Regions from separate parts of the Homo sapiens genome. Here region 2 is linked to region 1. Evidence: read pairs that join two places in POLR2A ChIA-PET (ENCODE). Cell type or tissue: GM12878. All regions are shown on one strand. Each heading gives the region's core, and the rest is flanking DNA. Links, peaks and the distances in the headings are about the cores only.

The links. Peaks named below come from ENCODE experiments on the same cell type or tissue, not always from the same donor. Only the 100,000 strongest peaks of a DNase experiment are listed, where the experiment ranks them.
Region 2: POLR2A ChIA-PET joins it to region 1 with 7 read pairs; 5 of 35 experiments call an interaction of 5 or more read pairs at or near these places.

The regions. Positions count from the first base shown.
Region 1 is chr3:112,487,954-112,492,358 of GRCh38, reverse strand. The region is part of intron 1 of BTLA (B and T lymphocyte associated); the gene reads left to right. Among named protein-coding and RNA genes, the nearest start is that of BTLA, 9.3 kb to the left of the region's middle. RefSeq lists a silencer at 186-235. In GM12878, for the core only: no CTCF peak of the experiment used is centred there; a DNase peak (open chromatin) is centred at 2,228; H3K4me3 peaks cover 2,243 bases; H3K27ac peaks cover 3,395 bases.
Region 2 is chr3:112,403,127-112,407,531 of GRCh38, reverse strand. It overlaps LOC105374041 (a long non-coding RNA gene), which reads left to right and starts at 3,117. Exons shown (of 4, transcript XR_924334.3): 1 at 3,117-3,179. The region is part of intron 1 of LOC124909408 (a long non-coding RNA gene); the gene reads right to left. RefSeq lists an enhancer at 729-1,251. In GM12878, for the core only: no CTCF peak of the experiment used is centred there; no DNase peak of the experiment used is centred there; H3K27ac peaks cover 976 bases.

The DNA.
Region 1 (4,405 bases), core at 97-4,096:
GGTGGAAAATTTAGCCTCTCTGAAGGACAGGGCCTATGTGTAACAGGCAATCAAAGTCTCTCTAAATCATTGTTCTTTAGGACTCATTAAGTTGACTAGAAGCTTTTACTATTCAAGGGCGATAATTACATGTTGACCAACTAAAACCACCAGAAACTCATCCTTGTTACACAGAGTAGACAGGGCTCTAAGGAGTGCAATGCATATGAATCCTCTGGCCTAGAGAAGCAAAGTCAGTGACCAGTAGGGTAGATCTGCAAGGGGACATTTGTGACTTGGCAGAGATGTAATGAAGAAGTCCTGAAAGCAAGCTTAGAAAATTATCAAAGGACAAAGTTTTTTTCAATATTCTAGTTTTGACCAAGGCAAGCCTTGCTGGTTAATATATTTCTGTAGAGTTTCCTCTCCCACATAAAAGAAGAGCATGCTTATATTGGATGTGCTGCCTTTCTTCTCTCTATTATATAGATATATTTTTGCCTGGTGTATATACTAGTTATTATGCACCACTGCTGATCCCTAGAATGGTTGTTGGGGGTAATTTTTCACAGCAGAGTCTTCTGTGTTTCCATCTTGTCTTTACCATTCATAGGCTTTACACCTCTGGACAATGACTCAACTTCTGTGTGATTTCCCTAAATTCATCCTATCAGAAAACATAATAATATCTGGTACTTTATGTTGTTGTTATGTGCCAAGCATAGTGCTAAGAATATTTCCTATATGTTCTCATTTGCTTTCACAACAACCCTACTGGATAAGAGCTTGTGCTTTGGAGTTAGCCACACCTGGGTTAAAGTCCTAGCCTTGACTCTTCCTCCTACCAGCTGGTGATCTTGGGCAAGTGGCTTATATTCTCTAATACCCAGTTTCCTCAACTTAAAAAAATAAAGGCCATAATAGTAATTCCCTCATAAAATCATTGTGAGGGTCAAATGAAACAATACATGTTTGGTATCTAAAAGTGCCTACCTCATAATAAGAACTTTGAAAATATTAGTCATATTCTTTTTTTCCTCGTGTTAAGATGGATCTAGGTTGGGTCTACAGTATATAGATAATGTGAGGTGGAGTGTACCTGTGGGCAAGTGGCAAAGAATGTGTAGCAGTGATTCTAGAGGTGATCTCCTAAATGTAACTTAAACTTTCCATTGGGCATCTGACCTCATGACCTCTAAGGTTCTCTTCTTGTTCTACTCTTAAATATCTCAAGGAGAGGAAATGACATGGGGACTTTGTAAGCTTTGCTAAATGTCGGAAAAAGCAATGACAAATACTAGAATGACTGATTTTAGACAAAACAAGTTCAGAATTATTTCAAACATGATAAAATCAAGAGATACAGAGCTTAAAGTCTTCAGTGGCTCAATACAACTGCATTGAAGAGATCAGTCTTCAAATTTACTTGCCAAATAGTCATACTACACTAACAATGAGAAATTCTAACTGTAGAAGAAATTGCTTTAAAGTGTGCTAATACCATATGAAAGTAAACTTAAAGAAAAATTTCATAAATGAATATAAGAAGATATGTTTTTATAAGAAGGGGATTTTTAAGAGGAAATAATAATAAAAGATGATTGTGAAAATGCTCTCAATTTTCTTGTTTCATGGTTGCTTTTTTTTTTTAAATAATGGGCATAAATGTAGATTTATGCCCTGTGTATTCTTGGCATTAATACTTTCCAGTTCCATTTTTGTGAAGGAAATTTTACATTGTGTGTGTGTGTGTGTGTGTGTGTGTGTGTGTGTGTTTACCCAGGGAGAAAATGGCTCTTCTTGTCTAAAGAGCAATATCAGGTGATATCCACAGAGAATAAGTTAAATCTACTATTGCATACTACATCCTTGTCTGTGATCTGTATTGTCTATGATCTGTATCTTTAGTGTTGTTTTTCAGGAAAGACATATGTAAATAAACTTTCATTTTACAGAAGGGACTGAGGGCCAGTCAGTTTTCACTGTACTCGTGAGAACAATCACAGGGTTTTCCTTAAAGTAACAATAGTCACTTTTACAAAAGAAGCTCTGATTTTAACATATGTTTGTGTGTGTCATACTTACTTAATTTTCTCCAGGTATTCCTAGTACTTCTGAGAATATCTGACTTATGGAGTGGTTTATTTACCACAGAGTTAAAGTAATACCTTTAATAGACATTACATAATACATTAAATGAATACTTTCTATATGAGGTGGAACTCCCCCACCCTAACCTCATGTCACCACATTTCTGATTTTGTGAGTGTATGTGAGCTAGTTTATGATGGGAAAGTATGCTACCTGGGTTTTCTGATGTCGTCCGTGTGATTTCCCAAGGTATGCAAGTCAATGTCCTCCCAAGATCCTTGAAGTATGGTTCCATGGCTGCTATTGCTGTGTGTGGATTTGCCCTGACTATGTACAAACCACTGCCTTATGGGATCCCTAAACTCTAATTTCAAGGGAAGATTTGAGAGACAGATTATTTCCCTTCCCTGGTGGCCATCATCTCTCCCCTCCTCTCTACCATTCCAGCCTTCTAAAGTAAGGCAGAACATACCATCTGGATGCCTTTTTGCTCCTGAGTGTAAAGACTTCATTCCTTCTGTAGCCTCCCCAGCATGCGTCTGAAGTTTTGGTTTGCTTGTTGTTTGTCTGTGATAGTATTTTCTGATAGAAGCTAAAATCCTGGTTGATGTCACAGAAAATTATTGGTTTATTATACCGTTAGTAATCATTTTAGTTTCTCAAAAAATCATTTGTTTAATTTCTATGTTAAACTCTGACACTTTCTTAGCTCAAGTTAAGGCAATCTGCATTCATTACAGTCATTCATTTATTTGAATGGTTGCAACCACTTTGAAGTTTCCATAAATTTGTAAGAATTTTTCAATGGAGACATAGTGAAACTCAGGTGAGATTTTCCTCATGATAATGGTTATAATCAAAACATATGGTATTTAAAAATAAGAAATAATGATATTTTATAAAATATTCATAATCATAACCCTCTTTTTTTTTAAATGGCTGATTGGTTTCAAAAATTACCTACTCTCTTCAGCTCAGCAACTACACTTGCTCAGCTGGGAGTTACGAGACTATACAGTTGTTTGTGGCTGGCACTCCTTTCTGATCAGCTGATCTGTGTAGCTGGATGGCCATGGAGTGTCACTTGTTAAATATTTTTAATATCCACCCCTGAGTGGACATAAATCAGGCCTTTTCAAACTGAATACTTGTAAAGTCTAGCTTTTCTTTGGTAGTTATAACTTAACCACTGTAAGGTATGTTGAGCTGCATATGTTCTTCACCTCAGTGCCTTTTAGCCCACCTCTCTAAGGGCTTAGCTGTCTCTGCTGTGCAACCAGTACTACATAGAAAGGTAACACACCATCAAGGAAGTAGCAGACTAGATAGAAGACAGAAACATGAACACATATGTAGTTATAAAGAGTGATGCATGTCGGCTGGGTGCGGTGGCTCATGCCTGTAATACTAGCACTTTGGGAGGCCAAGGCGGGTGGATCACAAGGTCAGGAGTTCAAGACCAGCCTGGCCAACATGGTGAATCCCCATCTCTACTAAAAATATAAAAATTCCCCGGGCGCAGTGGCAGGTGCCTGTATTCCCAGCTGCTCCAGAGGCTGAGGCAGCAGAATTGCTTGAACCCGGTGGGTGGAGGTTGCAGTGAGCTAAGATCGCGCCACTGCACTCCAGCCTGGGTGACAGAGCGAGACTCCGTCTCAACAACAACAACAAAAAAGGAGTGATGCATCTCACACAAAATAGCATCAGACATTTGCTAGGGAGTGGGGATATGAGGGTATGGTAAGTTTGCATAAACTTACTGGGCTAGGCCCAGTGCGGTGGCTCACGCCTGTAATCCCAGCACTTTGGGAGCCCGAGGCGGGCGGATCACGAGGTCAGGAGATCGAGACCATCCTGGTTAACCGGGTAAAACCCCGTCTCTACTAAAAATACAAAAAATTAGCCGGGCGTGGTGGTGGGCACCTATAGTCCCAGCTACTCAGGAGGCTGAGGCAGGAGAATGGCGTGAACCCGGGAGGCTTGCAGTGAGCGGAGATTGCGCCACTGCACTCCAGCCTGGGCGACAGAGCGAGACTCTGTCTCAAAAAAAAAAAAAAAAAGAAAAAAGAAAACGGAAACTGTGACAGTGATGTGGAGAATTGAGGTGGAGGGAGGGAAACAAGGCCAAGTTTGGAATGTAGAAGACCATTTGGTACGCTGTGACAATAATCCACATGAAACAGAATGAGATCCAAATTAAGGCAGTGTCATGGAAACAAATATGGAAGACATTTTCCATCCTGAATCAATTGAACTTCATGGCTGATGGAATGGGACGGTGACAAGGAAGGAGACTAAGATGGCTCCCCAGGTTCTGGCTAATGTGATTAGGTAG
Region 2 (4,405 bases), core at 230-4,229, 85 kb after region 1:
TGTTTTAAGAAAAAACAACAAGGAAGTAAAACCAAAGACAGGCAGCCCGGCGTCAGGCCCAAAACCAGGCCTGGGCCTGCCTGGCCTAAACCCAGTAGTTAAAAATCAACTCATAACTTACAAACCGATGTTATTCATAGATTCCAGACATTGTGTGGAAGAACACTGTGAAACTCCCTGCCCTGTTCTGTTTCTCTCTGACCACCGGGGCATGCAGCCCCTGTCACTGCCTGCTTGCTCAAATCAGTCACGACCCTTTCATGTAAAACCTTTAGTGTTGTGAGCCCTTAAAAGAGACAGAAATTGTGCATTTGGGGAGCTCGGATTTTAAGGCAGTAGCTTGCCAATGCTCCCAGCTGAATAAAGCCCTTCTTTCTACAACTCGGTGTCTGAGATGTTTTGTCTGCGGCTTGTCCTGCTACACATAGACTGCTGATTAGGAAAGACCATCCATATTAAAAGGGCATTAACAGGTAAAGAAAACATTGGTTTCCCATATGAATCAAAAACAATAATAATAAAAGCAGATGCCTCAACTATCAGCCATTGATCCATCACTGAGCTGTCTCTTAAGAGTGCCATCTCCTGGGTGACAGCAACAGGACTCATTTATTTAATTTGATAATTGTTAATGAAGTTAATAATACTGTATTGTAAATTTGAAATTTAATAAGAGAGCAGACCTTTGTTTTTACCACATACACAAAAGGTAACTATGTGAGGTGAGGGATGTGTTAACTAACTTAATTTTGGCAATAATTTCACAATGCATATGTACATCAAAGCATCATACTATACAACTTAAATATGTACAATTTTATTTGTCTATTATACCTCAGTAAAGTGGGAAAAAGTATTAGTTAAACAGTATTATGAAAGCCTGAAGGCCTTCTATGTTGTAGTTGGCACTCTGTTAGGTGCTAGGAAAAGACATATTTTTTTAAAGGATAACCCTAGGAGCCAAACATAGGATAATGATACTAGTGCCCAAAGAGACCGGCTCCATCAAAGACAAAGCTCAGAAGATGCCTTGAGGCTAAAAGAATTGCTGTCCTTGGCCAGGTGCAGTGGTTCACACCTGTAATCTCAGCACTTTGGGGGGCCAAGGTGGGTGGATCACCTGAGGTCTGGAGCTCAAGACGAGCCTGGGCAACATGAAACCCATCTCTACTAAAAATACAAAAAATTAGCCAGGTGTGGTGGCACATGCCTGTAATCCTAACTACTCAGGAGACTGAGGCAGGAGAATCGCTTGAACCTGGGAGACAGAGGTTGCAGTGAGCCGAGATCATGCCCCTGCACTCCAGCCTGAGCAACAGAGTAAGACTCCATCTCAGAAAAAAAAAAAAAAAAAAAAGAATTGCTGCCCTTAAAGGTGAAGCGAGTCTCTTGTAGAGCTGATCACCTGGCATTTTGAGCTCTTTCAGAGGTCATAGACCTCTGGAGAGAGAAACTGAGACACGTAAGAGGGTGGAAACGACTCAGTGGTGACACACTGAGGAGTCCTGCCCACAAGCAGCACACACTGATGCATCACCCAAAAACCCTAGGCCACAGCTCAGTTCCTCCTTTTAAGAAAATAAATAAATAAATAAATATATACATAAAACCAGGAAACAATCTAAGAATGAGGAGAAAACAAGGAGAATGACCCACTTTTGTGCACTCCATAGGTTTTACGGCACCTTTACTTGCCAGAGTAAAATGGAAGTAATACAGTCTTTGTGCACATTTAGATTAAGGAAAAAGAGCCCTAAGGTGGACCTGTAAACTATAGAGTTCCCAGGTCCCCTTTTTCTGTATTTTCTTTTCTGCCTGCTTTAAATCTGCTGTTATGTTTCTGCTGAGATAAAAACCACTGTTTGGATCTAACAGGTTTTGTTTGTTTGTTTTTTGCGAGCTGGCAAATTTGTATTTATCTCATGGCTAAAGTACTGAAGTAAAAGCTGTAGAAGCTGTGTGTGTGTGTGTGTGTGTGTGTGTCTGTATATGTGTGTTTGTATATATTTGAAGGCCTTTATAATAGACTTCTATAATGTTATGTTCAATCGGCAATTAAATCCATTTTAATTTCCCTCCAGCTCACCAGGCTTTCTCTTCTTACACTCTTTTTTTTTTGAGTCAGAGTCTCACTCTGTTGCCCAGGCTGGAGTGCAGTGGTGCCATCTCAGCTCACTGAAATCTCTGCCTCCTGGGTTCAAGCGATTCTCTTGCCTCAGCCTCTCGAGTAGCTGGGATTACAAGCGCACCAGCACACCTGGCTAATTTTTGTACTTTTAGTGGAGACAGGGTTTCACCATGTTGACCAGGCTGGTCTCAAACTCCTGACCTCAAGTGATCCAACTGCCTCGGCCTCCCACAGTGCTGGGATTACAGGAGTTTGCTGGCCCACTGGGCCCTCTTCATACCTTATGATGTAAATTTTGTTATCTGATTTTCACCTGAGTTGTTTCCTCTAAAATGCAAATTTAAGGCTATTTAGCTGACAACTGCCCAGGGTGAGCTTAAAAAAAAAAAAAGGAAAAAAAGGAGGTCTTTATGAATCTATAAGATGTACTTCTATCAGCATGCCTAATACATCTATATATTTATTTGTTGTGTACACAATATTTCACTATTAAAAATATATAAACGAGCTCTGATTAATTGGATTAAAAAATAAAAGTGCTTAAATCAGATACTAAAGAACAAAGACTAGTTAAATGCTTTTTCAAGTTCAAGTGAGTTAAGTAAAATCTTTAATAAATAAGTTGGCTTTAAAATTATTGGTAAAATAATATTAGAAATGTCTTAACAATTTGCCAGCGTACGTTTTTGTTGGCATTTATTAATCAAGCATTTTCATACTTATTCCTCCTAAATACTATAAGGTGTCAAAACTTGGCATAGGGGTTACAAAACTATTAACCCAGCCCAAAACAGAATGATCTCCACTTTCATAATCTTTAATAAATAAGACATGAGTATTGATTTAATCAAAATAGTTACATCTTAAATTTAGTAAGATTACTATAACTTCTAATCTTGTGGTTTTAGGCGGTCTAGTTCACAGGCAATAAAGTTTGTTATTGTCTTTGTTTCAAAGCTAAACTATAAACCAGGTTCTTCCCAAAGTTAGTTCGGCTTACACCCAGGAATGAGCAAGGACAGCTTGGAGGTTAAAAGCAAGATACAGTCAGGTAGGTCAAATCTTTATAATCTGAAGGTTTAATTTAGAAAGTTATATTAAATTAAATAATAGATATTTCATTAAGTATTTTCCAATAAAACTGTATTTGTAGAAAAACATTCTTTCTAAGAAAAAAGTGTGCCCTTTAAAAAGGTGAACAATTTTGTCTAATTCAAAGCTTATTTAGAGGTCTTGTATAAAACAAGGTAAAAGGAACCAGGAAATAAAGGAGATGTAAAGAAAGTTATAAAAATAAAGAGGTAGGTTTTTTTTTGTAAGAAAGCTTAAAGAGAAATAATTTTATACGAGAAGAATCTTGTATGGTAAATTTAGTCCTAGAGTAAAATGACTGGTTGTTTAAGAAAGGAGGATGTTTAGGACAAACCAGAAAGTCGAAGCATGGTCTATGTAAGTCACAATGAGAGGATTAAAATACCCCCAAAGCCCCAAAAACTTTTATATGATCAACTTGTCATATTATTATTAAGTTTTGATTTGTTAGGAAAAAAACTGAGTTGAAAAACCTTTAAAAAATTAGGGTTATTACATCTGTGTGTCTCTCTGTATGTGTGTGTGATTTTTTGTTGTTGTTGTTTTGATACGGAGTCTTGCTCTGTCACCCAGGCTGGAGTACAGTGGTGCGATCTCAGCTCACTGCAACCTCTGCCTCCCGGGTTCAAGCCATTCTCCTGCCTCAGCCTCCCAGGTAGCTGGGACTACAGGCGTGTGCCATCACACCTGGATTATTTTTGTATTTTTAGTAGAGACAGGGTTTCACTATATTGGCTAGGCTGGTCTCAAACTACTTGTGACATTGAGTTATAGGGCTCTGACTCCTGGGTCTAAAAAGGACACCAAATCCACTAAATTTTAAACACTGACAGTAATTAAAGCCCCATCTTCAGGCCCTGTAGAAGATGCCATCAAAATAAACTGCATTTCTGAAACACAGAGCCGGAAATGAAAGCTATTCAATTCCTCAAGGCCCCAGGCCTATCATGGAAGAGGTGGGCCTGTGAGATTGTAAGGGCCCATTTTGAGAGACAAAATAGTTCAGTTTCTCTATAAGTTAATCATTAATGTCAAAGGCACACTGATGCCTGTGTGTGATTAACAAGGTTTTCTTGAAGCGTTAACTGACTCCTTAGTAAAGGTTACAAAGGTTATAAAAGGCTTATGAAAATTATATCTTATGGTCAAGATTAAACTTTTATAGACTGTTTATAAAATTTTGAA